Regions from separate parts of the Mus musculus genome. Here region 2 is linked to region 1. The links are chromatin loops, found by intact Hi-C in ENCODE. Cell type or tissue: gastrocnemius. All regions are shown on one strand. Each heading gives the region's core, and the rest is flanking DNA. Links, peaks and the distances in the headings are about the cores only. Region 1 overlaps 2400006E01Rik (RIKEN cDNA 2400006E01 gene). Region 2 has its middle 31 kb from the start of Gm25487.

Region 1 (11,786 bases), core at 4,354-9,353:
GATCCAGCTTCTGGGAGATAACAGCAAAACACAACAAAATAAACTATAATAAGAAAAGACAAAGACCACCATATCAGTGTTGGACTAGCCAAGCTAACAGAAAAATAAAAAATCCCCAAGAACAGGAACAATAATTGACCCAGTCATTCACACATTCAGGAGTCCCATAAAAGTGCTAACCTGAAAACTATAATATATGCACAGAGCACCAGGTGCAGACACGGGTAGGCCATGTGATTCTGCTTCAGTTTCTATGAGTTCATATGACTTTTGCTCAGTTGTTAAACATAGTTAATTAATTATTCTTATATTCTACTGTTATAATGGTGGCATCATGTTCATATAAAATGTATGTACATATTTTTAAGAGATATTGTGATACAGGATGCAATATTACGTCAAAATTAAAAGAAAAAAAAAAGGAAAAATTTAGTGGGTGAGGAAAAAAGGCGTTTGGAATAGAATTTTGTGAACTTAAAAATTCGTGTGATAACTGCATGGAAGTCCACTGGTCACTTTTCCCTACTTTTGAACACATTTGAAACTAATCTTCCTCCCTTCCTCCTTACCTCCCTCCTTCCCCCTCCCTCCTTTCCTTCCTTCCTTCCCTTCCTTCCTTCCTTCCTTCCTTCCTTCCTTCCTTCCTTCCTTCCTTCCTTCCTTCCTTCCTTCTCTGGACAGAGTCTCCTGTATCCCAGGCTAGCCTAGAACTTTCTGTGTATTTGAGGATGACCTTTGAACTTGTGACCCTCCCCCTCCCCCACCTCCTGAGTCCTGGCATTTCAGGCATGAGCCACCATACCTGTTTTGTCAGGTAATGTGATAGGTAAGCACTCTACCAACTGAACTGAACTACATTCCCAGCCCCATATTTGAAAACTTTTAATATTTAAAATCACATTCTTTCTTTATGCCACAAAGATATATATATACATACATATATATATTCTTTTTTTTTCTGTTTTTTGGTTTTTGGTTTTTCGAGACAGGGTTTCTCTGAATAGCCCTGGCTGTCCTGGAACTCACTTTGTAGACCAGGCTGGCCTTGAATTCAGAAATCCTGCTTTTGCCTCCCGAATGCTGGGATTAAAGGCATGTGCCACCACGCCCGGCTCCTATATTTTCTTTTATAAATTTTATAATTGTACTTTTCCCATTCAGATGTGTAGGTTTAGACAGAGGCCTAAATGTATTATTTCCCCAATACCATTTGCTACATTTTCTTTTCTTTACTGTTTTGTGGAGCCACAAACTTAACAAACAGGGACCTCCTGAAATGGGTGTCGTGCTAGGTCTCAGCTGCTATGAAGACTAACGAGCTGTAAGAGAAGGTTATTTCTTAAGATTGCAAGGTAAAAATCCAGGGCAGAAGCAGGCTGAGTCTCGGTCCTCACAAAGGATCATTTTTCTCACTGTGAGAACTTGAGACCAAGGCGGAAGGGCTTTCTCCTGCTTTCCTGTTCAACAGCTGTGATCTGACTCATGAAGGTTCCTCCCCTAATTGCCAAACACCCCAGAAGTCCTTGCACCTCAGTATCACCACCTTCGGGGCTAAATATTAACACAGGAATTCGGACTGCTTTAGGCTGTTTCATTTTTTGATTTGTTCCTGTGTGGACAAACCCAGCCTTTACTCCTAAATATTTTTCCCCCTATTTAAAGGTTTACTTTTATTTTTTTCAACTGTGTGCATATGTGAATGTCTGTGTGTCGCTCTATGCATGAGCGAGTGCCGACGCCTGTGGAGCCAGAAGGAGATGTTGGATGACCTAGAACTGTGGCTGCAGGTGGTTAGGAACGGCCTGATGTGAGTTTTTGGAATCACACTCAAATCCTCTGCAAGAGCAGCAAATGCTCTTAACCAATAAAGCCATCTGTCCGGCCCATATTATTAAGTTTTCACATACTTATTAATATCCCTTTGCTCTTATTTTTAAAAGTCAAATTAGCTATTCATACATCTTCTTCGTATACATGTTAGACATATTTATCAAGTTCTTAATGAAATCCAGCTGCCTATATGATTAGACTTATACTGAACACATAGATACAATTAGAAAGAACGGACAGATGTATAACCACTTTGTGGTTCTTTTCCTAACATACTGACTTAATAAAGGAATAAACCTGTGGTTCCTCTCTCAGAATCTGGCCAACCCGTGTTATTTATCTGACTGTTAACGAGCTAGAATGTAATTGAATTGCAAAAGTGGATAGAACTGGTTTCCAAATACTAAGTGGGTGGCAAGAAAATCAGAAGTTAGAGTCATAAAAAGGCATTTATTAAACTCATAATTATTCACGTTGCTATGTTAGATCCTGTATCAAAGGGGGCGGGGAGTGGCTCAGTGTGTGTATCCCATCATTGAGAAGCTTACACTGAAATAGTGCTGAGCGGATGAGCATGTATAAGATTTACCACTAATTAGGGAATGGAATGTGTTGCTAGCTTACAGAAGTGCAAAGTAAATGCCTATTAGGGTGAGAGCCATGAGGGCTAGAAAGGGGAGCTAGCTAAGGCAGAGGAGGTCTTCAAAGCGCTCATAATTTATTTGTACTTGAAAAAATATCAGCTCAAGAGTATACAAAATCAATTGTCGTTTGTATAAGTAGGGATGCAGGGGACCCCGAGAGTATACTTTTTCCTGTGTGTATGTAACCTATGGCCGGAAGGAAGATCACAGGAAACTCAGCAACATTGCTTTGTTTGCAGGATCAAGAAGTAATTGTTTAGGAACAGAAAGGAGAAAAAGACTAATTATTATGTAGGCTTACATTTTTAAAAACCAGAATCATGTAAATTGCCCAAGTTTTTTTTTTTTTAATGAAGCTTTCAAATTTGATGGGTATATAAAAGGAAAAAAAGAAAGCTGAATATAGTGGTCCACACCTGTAATCCTCTGGAGGCTGAGGTAGGAGGGCCATGACGTTAGGGTGAATTTTGGACCAATCTGGTTACATGGCTAAACTTTAATTCTCTATTCCTCAAGTGCCTCGTCTCCCCCAAATAAAACAGGAAAAAAGGAAAAAATTCATGAAATGAAACAGAAAAAAATTCTGGATACTCATGATATAGAATTAGAAAAATAGGCATGTCTGCACTGTAAGTTAATAGTAGTGGCCTGCTGTGGTACAAACCCCCAAGTCACTCATAATATCAGGGCAAAGCCTCCATCACTGAAGAGGGGCCTCAGACACCCTTACGTCCTGGAGGACTCAAGACCATTTATTTAATCATGAGGTGGGATCTCCGCTGACTCCTTCACAGCCCATGCCACAAAGCATGCCGGGAAAGCATGCACGAGCAGTTTTTTCCTCTGCTCAGAAATGGATACAGGAAGTCTAATGATGGAGGATGGGATTGTGACATGTGACATATAAGAACTGATAATCACTCACCTGTCCCAGCAGATTCATCGCCAGTCATTAAAAGGCTTTGGACAATTTATTGTTCCTAGCAGCGGAGAGCTGTCTTCTCTACAGGCTCAGCAGGGCTTATCGTGACGGGGACTCCAGGGTCTTCTCCTGGGCTCCTGCAGGAAACCTCAACGCTGTGCTAGTAATCCTCTGAGAGACGGGCGATTCCTTACTTGGTTTATGCCTCTGGTAGACATGCTTGCCACCACCCCAGGTGAATCTGCCCATCTTGACAGTTCCCGTGCTCTACGTGCGTCCCAGGACAATCGGGTAGCCGCTCTCCATTTCTGCCCTGAAATTCTACTCAGTTAAGTTTTGCATATTGGATAGCTAAACTCACTCATTTAATTCCAGTACATATGTTCTGATTTCTTGGGATTTTTAGAGGTTGACAGATTCTCTCTTTCTAAAAGCCAGGTATGAGAGCTTATACTTGTACTGGCAGCACTTGGGAGGCTGAAGCAAGAAGACTGTGATGAGTTCAGGTCTCCAGGACAACCCATGCTACAGTGTGAGACCTAGAGAGGGCTGAGGATATATCTCAGACGTAAGCTGCAATGCTTACCTAGCACGCATAATAACCCAGGAGTCAGCTCCCAGGCACCAAGCAGAACCCAACTTAGTGGTGTGTGTCTGCAGTCCCAGCACTTAAGAGGTAGAGACGGGCCAGGGGCTCAGAAACTCAAGGTCATTCTTAGTTACATAACAAACCTGAGACCAGCCTGTACTATTTAAAGCCCTGTGTTATAATAAGCAGGCAGACAGACAATAAATAAAAAAGTAGAAAATTTAATGTTTATATTTTTTTCACACGAATTCATTTTCTCTGAAAACTATGATGTAGCAATTATCTTATATGCTTTACTGCTACTATTTTAAAAATTATAACTGCTGGGTAGCCTTCATTATAACTTTATTGGTATCATGAAGTAAACAAAAATTCAGCCATAAGGATGTATTAGTCATTATATATACTAGTAGAAGCTAGCACTTTAGCGATGAGCTTTAAGAGCTGTTATCAGGGCCTCACCTCTGTCTGGTTTCCCTTTGGTTTCCCCTGTCTACAAGCTGAAAATACTGGGTAGAAATCTTGAAGTGTAATTACAGTTGGACAAAATTATTCTAGGTTGCCAGTATCTTTAATCTCATCTTTTTCCTCCTGCACTAATGGAAAATCAAACTCTACTTAAAACCTGACTGTTGGGTGTGGTGACAAACACCTGTATTTCTAACACTGGGAAACTGAGACAGGAGGCTCTTGGGTTTGAGGGCAGACTATGTTACACAGAGAGGGAGAGACACTGACTACTAATAGACAGACTGTTAGGATGGCCTTCGCTGACATTTGAGGCCCAGTATTTTCAGTTGTTAATTGCTAAGTTCTGGCAGGTTTTTGGCATTGTTATTTCTATGGCCCATTACCAGTTTTCCATAGGTAAATGCTTGTCTTTCCACACCTGCCAAAAAGATGAGTCTCTTGGATTGTCATATTAAAAAGCAAGCTGCTTTTCTTTTGAAAAGTAAAAGTTATTTTGTAAAGCCTCAAATGCAATAGCAATTGATTTAATGAACAACCCTATAGCTGTCAAATACCAGAGGAATATAGCTGGTGAGATGGCTTGGTATTTATGGCCAATGGCGATGACCTAACTTTGAGCCCCAGAGCTCATGCACAGGATGGAATGTGAGGACCAGTCCAAGATGTCCTCTGACCTCTACAGATACACGCATACACACACAAATAAATAAAACAAACGTTTTATTTTCAAAAAGCAAGCAAAAAACTCCAATAAAACCCTGAAGATACATCAAGTCAGATCCCTGAACAATCAGTTTTGGCTGCGTGGTCACCAAAAACAAACAAACAAACAAACAAACAAAAAACAAGCAAAACAAAATCAAACGAACAAACAAAAAACCCCCGCCTCTCCAATCTTTTCTTTTCTCACTTAGAAAAGTGGAGATAAAATGGAACTTGCCCCCATTTTTTGACAAAACATGGGAGAAATTAGAATAGTTTTGATACAGTAACTTTTACTATACAAATAAATAGCTATTTCTACACAATTAAATAGTGTGGAAGTCGACTTGCAATATTTGAGATATTAATTACCGTCTTCCCCTTTCCCTCTTTTCCTCCCTCCTCCCCACCCCACCCCCTTTCTTCTGCTCCTGCTTTAGAAGCGTTCTGGCTCTGCAGTCCTCAGAGCCTGCCTTGGATATCAGTTCCCCAGGGAAAAAGTGAGCTCCAACTGTCCCTAAGCAAGGTTTCAGCGGGTAACATGGGTCACTTCCTGTCTCGTTCTACTTCTTGCTCTGATTTCCGTCTTCTCCTCTTTAACCAGATCCTCCTTAGACAATAACAGAATCTAGTTGGGAAGGAAGGGGCAAGTGGTCCCGCAAAGCCCTGACAGCTTTTTCCTAGCAGGATGCTGAAAGATCCTAGTAACAGCTCCTTGAAGCTAAAGAGAGATATGAACCTCACCCAGTAAAACAGTTAACCGGTGTGTGTGTGTGTGTGTGTGTGTGTGTGTGTGTGTGTTGGGGTTGGGTTTGGGGGGGTGGTGACACAGTGCGATCTCACTCTGAAAGCTTCTTGCTCTCCTCTCAATAAGGTTGCGTACTCCAGAGGTCAGAACCAAGAAGAAGCCACCTAGCCTCAGAGGCTCAGAGGACATGAAAAGACTGAGATCCAGAGGGAAATGGGAGAGAGGCTGTTTTTCTTAAGAACGAGATTTGACAAAAAGGTAGGAGGAAGAGGCATGGAGATGAGAAAGGAGCGAGCTCCGTATCCAGGGAGAAGCGTGGGAGTTAATGTTACGCTTAGAGGGTGGTAGTTAGCAGGGTTATGCTTTGAAAAAAAAGAGAGAGAAATAAAGAGCAGGGATCTGGGGAGGCAGCTGGGGCTCAGCAAAGTGCTCACAAGCCGGGGGACCTAAGTTCGATCCCCAGAGCCCATATAATGAAAAGCAGGATGTGGTGGCATCGCACTTGTTAGCCAAGCAACTGGGGAGGCAGACAGGCAGTCCCTGGGGGTTGCTGGACAGCCAGCCAGCCCTAGCCTAAGTGGTGAGTTCCAGACCAGGGAGAGGCCTTGTCTCAAAAAACAGGGTGGGTACTCCTGAGGACACTGGAGGTTGTCTTATGTTTTCCACATCCGTGAGCGTGCACTCTCGCATACACACACACACACACACGCACACACACACTCACAAAGGGAAAGGAAAAATATCAGAAAACAAATGAGACAACTAAAAACTTAAAATTCACAAAGCTGAGAGGTGGGGGGAAAGGAAGCTTTTCTTTCTCTGTGATTCCTCCCCCTTCTGAAACAGTGACAAGCCAGGGCCATCTTGCTGGCATTTCTTCTCTGCCCTGTTCCCACCTTTTCTGACACATATTTCCATTCAACTAGGCTACAAGTCACCCTTATAGGCCTTGCCAAATAGTATTTCGCAAGTTTGTGAAAGACTGGTTTCTCCTGGACTGGAGTCCCCAGGCTGCCCTGTAGGCTATAGAGCATTCCTCTGTCCCCACACAGCCATGGCAACAGTGGGCAAGTTACAACTCAACTCCCAGGTTGGAGTTAAGGACTCAGGTTACTTCCTCCTGTGGCCCAGTTGGCCCCGCTTTCTTCTGTGGCAGCAAACTAAACTGCTAACCTAGCCAGCTGTCAAAGCTGCCCAGTCAAAAGATGTCCCAACTCCCAATATAACTCCAGCTCCTTAGGAGGCACACCTCAAGCATGACAGACTCCCCAGCCTCTCAGGGGCGAGTCAAGGTCATCCTTGGCCACCAAAGGCTCTTAGTGGAGGCTACATTTCAGTAGTCTGCACAAACTTGCTGAGTTCAGAAAGCTTTCACATACAGATGACAGTTCGTCTCTTTCCCTCATTGCTCTCACTAGACTCCTGCTATGTTCTGTTTCTCCCGAGCCTTCTGTGTTCTCTCTCCTTTTGATTTGGAGCTGATATTTCCTTTCTCATGGTGGCTTTTATGTATTAAAACGATTATGGAATTTAAAAAACATGTACAAGTGTCATAAAAGTGTAAATTTCCCAATGAGTCTGAGTTGAGTTTTTTTCCTTTTCTATATCTCTGTTTATAATGCTTGGTTTTTTGAAGAAATCTTAGACAGTGTGTTGCTTTACTGGTACGTGGTTCAGTGTTATGTTGAAAGGATAAGGCCTCCTCTTAAAAGACATAATTACCATAACCTCTTACCTAAAAAATTAGTCTCCTGCTTTCCTCTGTGCTGGAGATGAAATTCAGGGCCTTACATATGCTGGGTATGTGCCTGCCACTGACCTAGAGCCCCAGTGCAGAATGAAATTGCTTTAAGACTGTTCTTTTACTTGTTTCATTTTATTATGCGTTTTTTGTGAATATTATGTATGTGTGAGTGCATGTGCCATGGTGTGTATGTGAGTATGTGTGCCATGTTGTGTGTGGGTGTGTGTCATGGTGTGTGTGTGGGTGCATGTGCCAGAGTGTGTGTTTGAATGTGTGTGTGTGTGTGTGTGTGTGTGTATGTGTGCCATATTGTGTATGTGGTACATGTGCTATGGTGTGTGTGTGATGCATATGCCATGGTGTGTGTGTGTGGGTGTGTGCAGTGGTGTGTGTGTGGAGGGGAGAGGACCACTTTATGGAATCAGCTCTTCTCTTCCACTTTCACACGGATCCCAGGGATCAAACTCAGGTTGTCACGCATGTATCACTGGGCAGCAACTGCTGATATCCACAGAATCATCTCACTGGCCCACTATTTAATTTCTCCATACCTTCAGACATGTGTCTATGCTGCTTCAGCTGTCTGTTTTTGCTTCTTTACAGTTTGCCTCTCTCTAAGTTAGAGTCATACACAGCAATTAATTGACAGTTCTGTCAGCCTCCCTGCCTTACCTTCTCATTGCTATAACACTGTGTCTCCTTGTGTGTGTATGCAAAGGCATGCGTGCATGAGTGCTGGTCCACATGGAAGCCAGGGGCCAGTGTCAGGTGTTTTACTATTTTCCTCACTTTACTGGAGACGGCTACATTTCTCACTAACCAGTAGATCAATGACCCCTCTAGATTTGTTGGCCAGTGAGCCTCAGGGACAGTCTGCCTCTGACTTCTCAGGTGGATTACACATGCTGCCACAACTCAGACAGACAGACAACTAAGCCACCCCCTAGCCTCTTTTGCTTTATCTCCCAATACTTTTAAATTTTAAGAACTTTTCCCACTGAATTTCACATGGACTAGATTTTGTTGATTCAACCCTTATAGTGGTTTAAAGTATTATTTTAGGTTTATTTTATTTTATGTGTATGAGTGCTTTACCTGAATGCATGTTTGTACATCATGTACATATCTACAGAGGTCAGAAGAGTGCCTTGGATCCTTTGGAATTGGAGTTATTAATGGTTGTGAGATACCATGTGGATGCTGAGAACTGAACCTGGGTCCTCTGCAAGAGCAACAAGCATTCTTAATGCCTGGGCCGCCTCTATAGTCTCATTTTTTAAAAAGAAAGCATTCTATAAGAGATAAAGTACTCAACCCTAAGCCACCTTTATCAACCATACCTTTATCAACCACTCTCCCCAACAAGGCTCAGGGTAGGGGTACAGAAAAAAAACCAGAGGAGGGATACATGCTATGAAATGCTATCTTCTGGACACAGCCTGTGGCTGTACTCATGAGCTATAGCATCTCTAGTTACCTGCTTGTGATGGTTTTTATATGCTTAGCCAAATGAGTGGCCCTGTTGGAGTAGGTGTGGCCTTGTTGGAGTAGGTGTGTCACTGTGGGTGTGATCTTTAAGACCTTCATCCTAATTGCCTGGAAGTCAGTATTCTGCTAGCAGCCTTCAGATGAAGATGTAGAATTCTCAGCTCTGCCTGATCGTGTCTGCCATGTTCACACCTTGAAGATAATGGACTGAACCTCTGAACCTGTAAGCCAGCCCCAATTAAATGTTGTGCTTTATAAGACTTGCTTTGGTCATGGTGTCTGTTCACAGCAGTAAAACCCTAACTAAGGACACTGCTCAAAACCTATATGAAATCTAGTCAACTACAATTGTGGTGTAGATGGGGAAGATGCTCTTCAGGCCCCAACCCTAACTGAGGAGCGATGTGGTAGCTGGTGGAGCAAGTAGAGTCATTCATTTTGAGGTTGTGACCCACGGTATATTTGCCATGGTCTAGAGAATGACCCTTTACCCATGTACATATGGGCAGTATTGATTGCACTAAGAAGAGGAGATGAAATAAAGTTGGGAGGTGATGTGTTGGGAAGTAAATGGGTGAGTTACAGGGGGGAAATGGGAGGCAGTTATGATTATATTTTATTGTATATATGCACAAAATTTTCAAGAATAAAGAGAAAATATTTTTAAAAAGAAAAGATATTATACTGTTCTAGTATCTTGTGAAATAGTATTTAGATCTTAGGCCCTCATTAAACTCTTGTTGCCAAGGTGACTTCCAGGGTGAAGTTGCACACATTGTAAGGGGGCACATGCCATTCACCCACTGATTTCTCCTGTGATACCATCAGATGTCGGCAGTCCCAACTTACAGTCAGTAGTTAATTAAGTTATAAGTATCGGTTTTCTGAAAATTATTACTTCATCATTAGCTAGAGTACTTTTATGCATCCTGACATGTGGATCCTGTGGAAGGCCAGGGTAAATTCTTAATTCTTTCTATTAACTGTACTTTAAATTAGCCAGCTTCCCTCATGTGGTTTGAAATGATGCATAAATCATGTGTGTCTGCTTTTGTGGTGGTAAAACTCTCATTACAAACTAAGGAATTCAAGTATGAATGATGTTTGCTAAACATGTGCTATGGAGCAATGAATGAAAAAATGATTGCATTGGTCCTCCACATGGACAGAAGTGCCAATCCCAGGACACTTGGCAGCCATGGGGATGCAACACACTTGTCAAGCACTTCGCCATTGAGCTGTATCCTCAGCCCTCTCTTTCTATTTTGAAACAGAGTCTAAGTTGCCAGGCTGGCCTTGAATTCATTCTATAGCAAGGCAGATCTTGACGTTATAATCCTTCCTCAGCCACACTAGGAATGTCACCAGCCCAGCGGATGCAAATCATCTTCTGTCACTCTTATTGTTCCATCTGTCACATCCATAAACCAACATTTTAACCCTGACGGCCAGGTGGGTTCTATTACGTGTTTTAGAAACTGCCGCCCATCTGGGCTCTCACAGTGTCTGAGCACCCTGACATGGTCCCCACAGCCCCTTTTGCCAGCACTGGGCCCACCTTACATAATCTGAGATTTAGCTCCCAGATAATCGGATTTTTATTTTTACCCAATATCTTTCAACTAACTCATTGATGATCCATTTACTTTAGATGTCAGAGAAGCTCTTTGTTCTGGAAATAGAAGAGACTCAAGCAAAATTTGGTCAGCATGCTTCACTTGCCCTGAAGCCATGTTTAATTTGTAGGTGAATAAATTTGATGTTAGCAGGTTCAGTTCCTGTCTCAATGACTACAACTTGTTTGTAATCTCATCTGAGAAAGAGACACTTACAGATAGCTTTCAAGTAGTCGTCTTATCGTGGCGCTTACAAGATGATGGGCAGTTTAAGCGAATAGTTATTAGTGGTAAAATCTCAAGAGCTACGTCCAGACTCTTCATAAAAGCTCAAGTCTCCAGCACGAGTAATATGAGCTTTGCTTATCAAGAGTCTTGCCCACCAGCTTTCAAGCATGGTCAATTTTTTTTTGTAAAGTTATTTACAGAGATTATCCCATAATTTTGCAAAACCTCTACGGAACAGAAATTCCTATTGTAAACCACAACACAGTAGGACTGTTTAGGTGACCTGCAAATAGCACAACCACAAATGTTGCATCAAGTGAAGCTTGGGTTTGCTCTGTTCGTTGTAAAGTGACCATTCGTCACTATTGTTATAAAGGTCGGACACCTGAAAATGATCTTGGTTACTGAAATAGTATAAAACAGAACCTTAAATGTTGGTGGTTTTATCCTTTCAAACTAAAATTATCAGCCAATGGGATGACACACACAGCTCATATGGTGTACTCTCAGCCAATGGAATGAGACATACAGGTGATGCAGCGAACTCTCAGCCAATGGGATGACATCGCTGAGACACAGCAAACCATGGTCCTGTGACTCTTAACCAATGGGATGACACTGACATGGTCCTGTGAACTCTGACTTTAGTGCACTGAAATTTCTTAAAGGAGGAAAAATTTAATCTAACAGCAGAGGTAACAGGAAAAAAGAACAAAAGGCACAAGCAGAAAACGGAGAGGAAGTCCATTGACATAATATGATATATTCACAAAGTGTATGAAGTACAACTTAGACTAGAGAGGG
Region 2 (11,786 bases), core at 3,871-8,870, 100 kb after region 1:
GTTGGTTCTGGTGGTTTCAGTGGTGCCGGTGACAATCCACATTTGGCAAGAAGCTGGTCCAGAATCCAGTGACACTCAGGAAACATTTTTGGAACCAGGGAGGCAAAAGCATCTAGGTGCTAGGTGAGAAGCATTAAATTTGAACCGAAGGGTCAACCACAGGTATGTTCGGGACTGGGATACGATCCTGTAAGGTTTTCACAAACCACAAGCTGTCCAAACAAGAATTTCCTATAGGAAGCCTATAGACCTTCCCTGAGGTGGGGATGAGGGCACCTCTGTTGGTGTCAGGCCTAATGATACTGAAAAGCAGAGTTCTGAAGGAAGATAGTTCTCATGCCATATATTTTTCTAAAACTGAAGAGAGGAATTATATTCCCCCACTTAACCTCGTCGCCGTGATAAAAGGCACTGGCCAAAAAGCAACTTAAGGGACAACGGCCTCAGAAGCTTGTCTCACGGGTGACGTGAGATTAATCAAGTTAATAATGGAGATTAAACAACACATTCCCCAGTACAACCTACAAAATGGTAACAAAAGAAATGTGTTTCTCTAAATCAGTGGTTGCTAACCTGTGGGCCGAGACCCTTTTGGGGTCAAATGATTCTTTCATAGCGGTTGCCTAAGACCATTGGAAATTTCAGATATTTGTATTATGATTAATAACAGTAGCAATATTATAGTTATGAAGTAGCAACGAGAATAATCTTACGTTTGGGGGTTATAACAACACGAGGAACTGTATTAAAGGGTTGGGACATTAAGAAGGTTGAGAGGTACTGCTCTAAATTTACTATTGAGGTTAGAAAATCCCAGAGGCTAAGAGCAAACTCTCTTTTCTTAAGTAACAACAGTACAACCATATAAACATAGGTTGGTTTATAACAGCATTAAAAACAAATGATAGGGATGGGGATTTAGCTCTGTTGGTGGGGTATGTGCCTAACATGCACAAAACCTTGGATTTTATCCCTAGCAATGCATAAACTGGTTAAGGTGGCACACACCAGTAATGCCAGCACTTGGGAAGCAGAGATAGGAAGATCAGAAGTTCAAGGTTAGCTTTAGCTACATAACCCGTTCATTGTGAGTCTAGGCTACAAGAGATCCTGTCAGTACAAAAAAACCAAACCATCACACACACACACACACATACACACACACACACACACCCCAAAGATGATATTTGAGGCAAAAATTATTTTCCTATAATGACATTTGTTCCTATTGTATTTCTCAATCAATTCAAAACCACAGAGTCACCGGAAACATTTATTACAATAATTCGTGAGGAGCCTCACTTGAGTGACAAGTCCTATTGACTAATTAGCCGAGCCATCTCGTTACTGATGATATAAATGCATTTACAATACTTAGCTCCACTGTGAAAAAAAACAAAACAAAAAACAAAATAAAAAAACAACAGTATTTCCCCACTGCAAAAATAATGTGGCAGAAAAATGAGCCTGGGGGTTATAAATACCCTGTAAGTCATAGCTATAATGATAATATTCAAATTTATCTTCACAAGAAGATAAAGGTTGAGTTTATCAAGAGGCCACAAGTGAGCAATAAAGTCTTCATTGTTGGAAACAGATAAATTAAAGATTTTGGATGATCTTGTTAAATATTCTGTAGTTGTCATTCTTAATGTTTTTCCTCAGTTTTCAATGGCTCCCTGCTCTTGTGGTGGCTGCTTCCCCACTCCCTGATGCTTCTTCGGCTTCTTCCATGTGTTTGTAAAACGCTAGGACAGTATCAACCTCTGCTTCTTCCTCTCCCTTCCTGAATTCCTTTGTCCTTTCCCTTCCTTCCACCACTTCTCAGTTCTTTACACCTCACCTCACGACCAACGACAGAAAAAAGAAAAACAGCATGCAAGCAAAGGAACGTGTTTCCTGACAGGAGGGAGAAGTACAGCACACGCTTACTCGCTTTACCTATCAGAAACCCTACATCTTGGTCAAGGTCACCATGTTAATCTGCAAGGGCTGCCACAGCCAAGCGCTGCTGTGTGACTTTAACAACAGATTGTCTTAGGATTCTGGAGGCTAGAAGGCTAAGATTAAAGATGTAAAGAAAGCCCAGAGTCTGAAGAGATAACTCATTGGTAAAGTGTCTGTCAGCTAACTGTGAGGACCTGGCTTCAGAGCCCCAGAACCCACATTAAAAATCCAGGTGTGGTTGTGCATGTCTGTAGTGATGATGTAACCAAGGGAGACAGAGACAGATGGATCCTGGAGCTCTCTGGACAGATGGTCTAGCTAACAAGTGAGCTCCGGGTTCAACATTTCAGCCCTAGATGAAGAGCTACATGTGGCCAGTGGCTTCTAAGAGAAGAACAATCACCTGTCTCCCTCCTTTTCAATAGGTGGTCCAACCCAGTAGTCAGCCATGGACACAAGTACATGTGGGCAAAGGTAAACAGACTCAATAGATTGTAGAGTAGGTTGAACACACACATGTATTCACACATGCACATATGCACACACACACACACACACACACACACACACACACACACACACACACACATAACCATTAAAGAAGACATCATGAATGAAGTGAGTTCAGGAGAGAGGGCACGAAGGAGGAGTTGGAAGATAGACAGAGGAGCTAGCATGTAGATCCAGTGTTGTTCACCTATGAAGCTCTCAAAAACTAAGGAGAAAAGTTGAGGAAGACACATGACATCTACATCTAGCCTCCACATGTCTGTGCATGCCCCACACATGAACACATATACAACATAGTCACATGCACACACAGAGAGTCAAACATTAAAAAAAAAAGTCAATAAGGTTAGTGTCTGAGGCGGCTGCTCTTGTAAGGGTCCATGATTTGAGGAAGAATAACACCCTGGACTCAGGATATAAACTCAAAGAGTGTTTTATTCTGCAGAAGTCCAGCATGCTGGCATCTCCCCATTACCAAGACAGACCCCCCAAGTGAGCTTTAGGCCTAATTTAAAGCACATTAGGGAACTCTGGGATGGGTGACCTCTATGTTAATCTGTTGGGTCCATCTCAAAGGACATTTCATTACCTGGGTGTGGGGGCTGGAACCTTGCTGGGGAGGTCTGGGAACTACTACTGAGGAAGTAGCTGAGGAAAATCTGGAAACTGCTGCTGACCCATTGCCCCTGCCTCAGGCCAGGTGTCTGGGACATTACATTACCTGGGGCTGAAGGCTGGAGCCTAGGGTTTTTCTATTCACCTAGGCTTGCCTGGACTTGCTCAGGTTTAGGCCCTGTCTCCTTAACTGCCAGTTTGAAGTCTGTCATGGAGTCAGCCTAGCCTTCTCCCTCTCTTTAGTGTTGGGCTGGTTATCTGCCTTCCCTGTCCCCATAATCTTCCATTTGTGTGCAAAGGGGTTCTGTGCCTCACTCTGAGTGACCACAGCTTGGCCTCACGCTTCTCCTCAGTTGCCTTCTCAAATGGCTTCGCTGAAAGGCAGAACACAACTTTTGAGAAGAGGAAGCAACCCTGAGCACATCCTCATATTTTCAGAAGTGCTGACCCTGAGGGAATTTGAATTCCTGCCATGTGGCTTCTTTACAGTTTTTTGTTTTTTTTGTTTTTAATATGTGGTTTTGTCCTATTTAACCCTTTGATGGAAATGGTGGTGCATTTTGTTTACATTTTCCATATGAGGAAAAAGCAAACAATTATTATCTGGTCAGCAAAAATGAAATGAAGGCAATTTTCAAAATTCACTGCCTTTTCACTATGAATTTTTTTATTTTTATTTTTTAGAGACAGGGATTCTTTGTATAGTCCTGGCTGTCCTAGAACTTGCTTTGTAGACTAAGCTAGCCTCAAACCCAGATATCTGTGCCTCTGTCTCTGCCTGTCTCTGCCCCTCTGCCCCTCTGCCTCTGCCTCCCAATTGCTGAGATTTAAGGCATACACCACCATGTCCTGACTCAATACGATTTTTATAGTGAATTGATGTGAAAGATCCATAAATAGTTCCAAACTACTTATACATTTGTCAGAGACGTATATGGGGACCATATAGGGACCTTAGTATCACCTTGACTGAATTTTAGTCATCTACAGACAGACCTCTAGTGGCTGTGAAGGTGGTTTTGGAGAGGGTTAGCAGAGAAGTCAAGACCTACCCAGCACTTCCCACAGTCTGGGGTTCCATACTGAATAAAAGGGAAAGAAAGAAGGCAAGATGAGCACCAACGTTCATCTTTCAAATTGTATTTGTGGTGTGTGTGTGTGTGTGTGTGTGTGTGTGTGTGTGTGTGTGCACATGTGCATATCTGTGTCCATTCGTGGAAGTTAGAAGACATCTTGCAGGCGTCAGTTGTCTCCTATGATGTGGACCCTGGGACTTGAACTCAGGTTGTTAGGATTGGCATCAAGCCACTTACCTCTCAAGGTCATCTCCAGCTCACCATTCATGCCCTGTATTAAGCTGCTTTGTCCTCCGACCCACTTTGTGCTCTGACCTCGGTGCATTCTCTGCCATGACAAGCTGTGTATCCTTTAACTGCTAGCCCAAACAAACCCTTGGTTTTTTTGTTTGTTTGTTTGTTTTTGTTTTTGTTTTTGTTTTTTTTTTTTTTTTTTTTTTCGAGACAGAGTTTCTCTTTATAGCTCTGGCTGTCCTGGAGCTCACTTTGTAGACCAGGCTGGCCTCGAACTCAGAAATCCTCCTGCCTCTGCCTCCCGAGTGCTGGGATTAAAGGCGTGTGTCACCACGCCCGGCTTTTTTTTTTTCCTTGTTTTCTTAAGGTGCTTTTTCTCAAGTGTTTGGCTAGAGCAATGGTCTAATGTGGGGATTTGGTTAACTCCCAGGTGAAAATCAGTAAAAAATAAGGCTTTGTAACAGCAATTCTTTGCAGAGTGGGTTTAGAAGCCAGTGCTGGAAGCCAATCTTGGAAGGTGTCACCCTCCATTTTGCCGAGTGTCTCTGATTTTTCTCTTGCAGAACTATTCCATGCACCTCCCTAACTTCATAAACACTGGTACATCTTGTGCTGTGCCCATCACTTTAGGAAGCCATTTGGCCGTTCCGACGGCGGAACTGTGCAAGGTGCCTCCCGAGCTCACGCTCTTCACACTTGGTTTGGTTTTGTTCCCTTGTTGGTTTGAATGTTCCGTCTCAGACAAGAGATGAAATTTCCATTGTTCTCCTGGCTCTTTCGGGAAGTAAACCCAAATCTGTCTTATTGAAGAAAAATCATAATTCCTTTTGCATGAAAAATAAAATCCAGTCTGAGGAAATGCCATAATGACCAAGATAATGGTTTATGTTATCTTTCAAATCAGTTCCAAGGAGAAATTAACCCTCATTATGGTCGAGCTGGTGATAAAGGGCTGACTGATTTCTTGCGTTCTGATGAGTGACTCATTCTTCAATGGTCAGGATAACAATAGTGATGACGGTGGTGGTGTGTCAAAGGGCTGGAGAGAGAGCTCGGTAGGTAAAATACTTCTACGCAAGCCTATTGACTTGAATTCAATGCCCAGAATCCACGGTGGGACGAGGTAACCGACTCCTGAAAGCCATCCTCTGACCTCCACCCATGCAGCACGGCACAAGACTCCTGTACTTGCATTTAAATACAATTATTATAAATGAAATATTTAGGATTCAGTGTATGAGATGACGCCTGCATTAGCTACTCTTTTGTGGCTATAACAAAATACCTGGCAAGAAGCAACTTAAAGAAAGAAGGGTTTTATTCTGGCTCACAGTTGAACAGGTTATCCTTCATCTTGGCTGGAGAGGAGGCTGGCAAGTCGAGTCACACTGCTTCAACCCTCAGGAAGCAGAGAGAGGTGACTGGTAGAATGAAGCTTCTCCTTACTCTTCCACCTATAAAATTCATTACCTTCACCTTTAAAATGGTTCGACCCTCCCGTGGTTAAGGAGGGTCTCCCACCTTAGTTAACTTAATCCTAGATAATCCCTCACAGGTGTGAGGAGAGGCTTGACTCCCCTGTCCTCTCCAGATGACACTCAGTGTCAACAATCAAGACCCCTATTTTGAGAGAGATCAACAAGTAAGGCTGCGGGGACCAATGGTGATTACAGTGACTCTATTACCAAGTACCAAATGCTTTGCTTCGGCTCTTCTCCCGGTTCCATAGATAAGGATTGTATGCAGGGTTGGGGTGGGGAAGCAGTAACTTCACATGACTCTTCCAAAGTCACCCCACAGAAGCAAGGGAGAGAGGGGAATCAATATGGACTGCCGCTAGACTGTCAGACCCAATTCACCCAACGTGTATCAATTTAAAGCCATAAAATCTGGGTAGGAGAAGAGTTTGCCAAAATGACAGGCTGGGTTTTTTAAATCTTCTATATCGTATTTCCTGGCCCAGCTCCTCCAAGAACTGTCCCTGTTCTGAGTTTCCGTATCCTAGAAGGAAGTCCACCTGCCAGAAAGACCGAGCCTTCACCGAGGGTGACTCTCCAAGTGCGTTAAAGGTTATTTATGTAAAAGATCATTGCATTGTGTTTTGGCATGCAAAAATTCCTCTCTCCCCAAGATACAGGAACACCCTCCAGTTATAGATCAAAACAGAAGAAGGTGTCGTTTGGGCTCTCAAACACCCGTTCCCAGCGTCTTTGGTTCAGAAAATAATTTTCTGGTTTTATGTTCCTGTGAGTGCCTCCCTCTGTTGGCTTCTCTGAATCTCAGTGATTCTTGCTTCCACACTCACCAAGGACAACCACCTCAGCATGGGGGTGGGGCAAGCCCACCCAGTCTAAGGAGTGAGGGAGGGGAAGAGCAAGCCACCTGTCACAGGGTGAGAAACTCTCCATCATGCAGAACTTTCCCACACGAGGATCACAGAGGCTCCATCTAGATCCAGGGGACCCACTGGTTGTCAGAGCCTCTATTTGACTCCCACACCCTGCAAAAATCCTCTAGGGCAGCAAGCACAGCAGGACCTGCCTTTAACAACCACCGGGTGTCAGTCAGTGGCTCTCAGGAGTGTGGGCCACACTGCTTAACTCCACCACTGACCTCATTGGGGACAGCTTTGTTTGATTTTCACAGAGCAGAACATGTAGATCTCTCCATCATAAACACACACACACACTCTCCAGAGCACAAATAAACAACCATGTACACTGGTAAATGTGTTTGCATTATTTAACCCAACCAGACGAAAACGAAGCGTGTGAACAGCCCTGCATATAAAGTACCGGGGAGTAACTTGCCTGTAATCTGTCTTGTACAACACAGCCTTTGCCACTCAAGCTACGCACGCGATCCAGACCCTGGAAATGTTCTATTTTTAGATGGGCTTTGTACACTATACTATTGACAAAGAGCGCTGTTAAATCCTCTGAATAGCAGCCAAAAAGTTGGGTGAGAACCCAGAAACCTGCCTCCTAGATCAGCATGCTAATCAAGCCAGAGCGATCTCTAAAGATCCTGTCCTTTTGTCTCAGCAGAAGTGGTCAGCAGAAGCGCAAAGGACACGGGGGCAGGGGTGGGGATGGGGGCGAAGGAGGTGATTATCCGCAGTTGTTTTACTCCTAGATAACAGGTCATTCGCCCACAATTCGGCGGATTTAAGCTGCTCTTTGTCAAAGTCACTTTCAGAAAAGATTTGACTATTTATTTACAAGGGAGGGGGTGTGACGGCAGCAGGTGCGTCATGGAAATCTCAGACGTGGTAGATTCAAAGCTGCTGGGGCCAGGTCACATGACTGCCTGCCTGCATCCTGGCACGCATATACTCCACCCCGACAAGCTTATGTCAGCCTAGCCACGTGGCCACACAGGGAGAACGGGAAGAAAATCTTAGGCAAACTGCCCATAAGAGGTGCGTGGGGAATGAGGCAATAGAGAGAAAAGGTTTGCAATACAGGAGGCGAGGGGAAGCGTTCGACACTGACATTTCTGCAACCACTGAGAAATCTGCCCTTTCCTGAGCTCGCAAGGGGCTAGGGGTAACAGACACCACTAGGCTAATTCTGGATAAAGTGGGCAAAATTATTTTTTATTGGTTAAGCACATTTTTCGCCTATTATTTTTGCTTCCACGCAAATTGCTCACTTTAAAAACTTTACTTTTTAAAAAAATAAATTTTATTTATTAGTGTACATGAAAGCGTGAGTGACTGTGTGTGCATGCGTGCATGTGTGCACAGGCACGAGTGGGCTCACATGTGTGAGCATGGCATCTGTGTGGAGATCAGAGGGCAACTTGTAGGGGGTCATTTCTCCTTTCCACGGGAGAGTTCCAGATGCTGACCTCAGATCATCCAACTTTCACCTACTAGCCACATTGCAGGCCTCAAAACGTCTTGCACTCACTTGTCCATGCGTTGTGACTGGTGTAGTGGGCCGGATGGTCTGAGACCTCCCTGGTGGCATCATACAGTTCCCTGCTTCTGCCAGTTCCTTGTAGGCCTTTTATTACTTTCTTTAAAAAAAAAAAAAAAGCAACAAGTTCTCATTTAGATCAGGCTGACCTCAAATTTACCATCTAGCTAAAGATGACATTGAACTTCTAATCTTCCTGCCTCCACCTGTCAAGGCTGGGATTACAGCCCTGAGCCACTAAAAGGGGGCATATATAGTGCTGATAGTAGGGCCCAGGACTAAATGAGTACTAGGCAAACTCTCTATATCTAATACCACAGCTGTTCCTTCAGTATTTATCGTGTTAAAGGGTCCTTGTACCTGTCACTGTCATGAGAGTCTTGTGCTCAGGTGATAAGTAACATGGAGGCTTACCATTAAGTCCCTGTGTATCAGGCTCTGTTTTAGGCTGGTTCTTCTAAAGCTGCATCCTTACCAATGGCCCACTCAGTCAGGTATCTTTCTTGCCTTCTGGGAAAGTACTGAAGCACACAGAAGGGTACTCAACCAAAGACAGTAAGCAATCAGTGATAAACTGCAAACTCACATCTGGGTTTGCTAAGCTTTCTCTATTATACCAGGCAATGTCATCTGCAAATGTGAACCTAGGCTGTATATCGCAGGACAACTGGGTTTGCTTTGATGAAACTGAATTGCATGTTGCTGACAGTTATTTTAACACCCTCAATATGTTTATTTATTAAAAAAAATAGTATTTGACAATGTTTGAAATTTCACTAGCAATACAAAGCTTGCCAGTTGCAACTTTTGTCTAACGTTTTTTGATTCATATTACACACTCTAATCCCACTCCTTTCCCCTCCGTTTGTATCTGCCCTCAGTCCTTGCAACCTCCTCAGAAAAGAAAACAAAAAAATAAAAATAAATTAAAAGAAAGGAAAGAAGAAACAAACAAACTCATTTCACTAATGAAGCTGCAGTGTGTCATGGTATCATACAGTATACAGTTTTGTCCAAATGTCTTTACTTGCAAATGTTCATTGCAATGAGTCTGGTATGATTTGAAGCCTCTGGCTTCTGCTAAACTGTCAATACTGGATCCTCACCGGGGCTCCTCTTGGATATCCTGTTGTTGCCCTCCATATCCATGGAGACCCTGCAGCTTTATCTCTGCAGGACTGGTCCCTTCATGTGCTCCAGTAGCTCATAGATGTGGTAGATGTTCGGGTGGGCCAATTCAAAGCCCTGAATGTGGGCCTGGGTGGTAGCTGAATTGGTCAGTCTGCCAGCTCTCCTGCACCCACACCCAGGGCAAGATCTCCAGCTTTGCCCCGTGCTAGCTCACCCATGTGTTGGGCTGGCTCAACCACTCTAAAGCCCTTGGAGGCAGCTCACTCACCTGCCACAGGCAGTGAGAGGCTGAAGGGAAAGCATTTATCCCCGGCCCATGCCACCACTCACGAGGGGCAGGGCTAGCTCTCCTGAACTCCCGCCCTCAGGGAATGGCTTGCTTGCTACAACTTTTAATTCTTCAATATTTTCTAACTATTCCATTTGTCCTGATCTTCCCTATGGATTCTTATGCTAACTTGGGTCGATAGGAAAAAGCACAGTGGGTGAATCCAGCTTGCTTTAGAGGTGTAGAAAGAGATGAGATAAGAATGGCATTCCTATCCTCCGCTGCTGGTGGGATTGCAAGCTTGTACAGCCACTCTGGAAATCAGTTTGGTGGTTCCTCAGAAAATTAGACATAATACTACCTGAGGAGCCAGCAATGTCACTCCTGGGCATATACCCAGAAGATGCTCCATCATGTAATAAGAACACATGCTCCACTATGTTCATAGCAACCATATTTATAATAGCCAGAAGCTGGAAAGAACCCAGATGTCCCTCAACAGAAGAATGGGATACAGAAAATGTGGTACATTTACACAATGGAGTACTACTCAGATATTAAAAACAATGATTTATGCAATTTGTAGGCAAATGGATGAATCTGAAGTATATCATCCTGAGTGAGGTAACCCAATCACAAAAGAACATACATGATATGCACTCACTGATAAGTGTATATTAGCCCAGAAGCTCAGAATACCCAAGACACAATTCACAAACCACATGAAACTCAAGAAGAAGGAAGACCATAGTGTGGATACTTCTATCCATCTTAGAAGAGGGAAACAAAACACCCATGGAAGGAGTTACAGAGACAAAGTGTGGAGTAGATACTGAAGAAATGACCATCTAGAGACTGCCCTACCTGAGGATCCATCCCATTTACAACCACCAAACCCAGACACTACTGCATATGCCAGAAAGATTTGGCTGACAGGACCCTAATATAGCTCTCTCTTGTGAGGCTCTGCCAGTGCCTCACAAAGACAGCAGTGGATGCTCACAGCCATCTATTGGACGAAGCACAGGGTCCCCAATGAAGGAGCTAGAGAAAGAACCCAAGGATCTGAAGGGGTTTGCAGCCCCATAGAAGGAACAACAATATGAACTAACCAGTACCCCCCAGAGCTCCCTGGGACTAAACCACTAATCAAAGAAAACACAGGGTGGGACTCATGGCTCTAGCTGCATATGTAGCAGAGAATGGCCTAATCGGTCATTAATGGGAGGAGAGTTCCTTGGTCTTGTGAAGATTACATGCCCCAGTATAGGGGAATGCCAGGGCCAGGAAGCAGAGAGTGAGTGGGTTGGTGGGCAGGAGGAAGGGGGAGGGGGAAGGGATATGGGGAGGATGTTTTTCAGAGGGGAAACCAGGAAAGGGGATAACATTTGAAATGTAAATAAAGAAAATATCCAATTAAAAAAAAAAAGGAATGGTGCTCCTAACTTTGAGCAGATAGGCAGCCCTGCTTTGCCTTCCAACAGGAAGTTTCAGGCCTGTGGGCACAGCTTGACTGACAGCAATCATTGGAAAATGTTCTGGTGAGGTCTGGTACCTAGTAGGAAAAAGACAGATGCTCATGAGGAAATGCAAAGCAAACGGGAAGTCCTAGGAGTTTCACACAACTTATGAAATTGCTTCCCAAAGTGTGTGTCTGCTCAGTAGAGTAGCTTGCGACTCCCGTGTATCTATTTGTCCTGTCAGTGTCACCACTGATAAAGCAATGAGAAAATAATATCTGTAGATCCTAGAAAGCTCTTGGCTACAGTGGGGGCAGAAGGTAACTACTGCTTGGATTCTTTTTCACATTAATTCGTGTGTGTGTGTGTGTGTGTGTGTGTGTGTGTGTGTGCGTGTGGTGGCAGCATGTGTGTAGAGGTCAAAGAACAACTTGCAGGACATGGACTTTTCTTACAGTGTTGTTCCCAGGGATCGAACTCAGGACGTCAGGCTTCTTGATGGCCAGTGCCTTTACCTACATGCCATCTGTTTGTCCCATACATGGGTGTTCATCTGATTATTTCAATCTGTTTACATTTCTGTTTATCTGGAAAGGACCGGACCTGTCATGTCCTTCCTATC

The links. Hi-C counts contacts between places; a loop is a spot of excess contacts. Peaks named below come from ENCODE experiments on the same cell type or tissue, not always from the same donor. Only the 100,000 strongest peaks of a DNase experiment are listed, where the experiment ranks them.
Region 2: a loop joins it to region 1, with 5 times the contacts of the local background. A loop is called at or near these places in 1 of 42 quality-filtered maps.

The regions. Positions count from the first base shown.
Region 1 is chr3:41,504,821-41,516,606 of GRCm38, reverse strand. All of the region lies in intron 4 of 2400006E01Rik (RIKEN cDNA 2400006E01 gene), which reads left to right. Among named protein-coding and RNA genes, the nearest start is that of Platr4, 18 kb to the right of the region's middle. In gastrocnemius, for the core only: a CTCF peak has its summit at 6,922; no DNase peak of the experiment used is centred there; H3K27ac peaks cover 1,871 bases.
Region 2 is chr3:41,404,541-41,416,326 of GRCm38, reverse strand. No RefSeq gene overlaps it. Among named protein-coding and RNA genes, the nearest start is that of Gm25487, 31 kb to the left of the region's middle. In gastrocnemius, for the core only: a CTCF peak has its summit at 6,916; DNase peaks (open chromatin) are centred at 6,791, 6,897, 7,295 and 7,712; H3K4me3 peaks cover 1,115 bases; H3K27ac peaks cover 1,293 bases.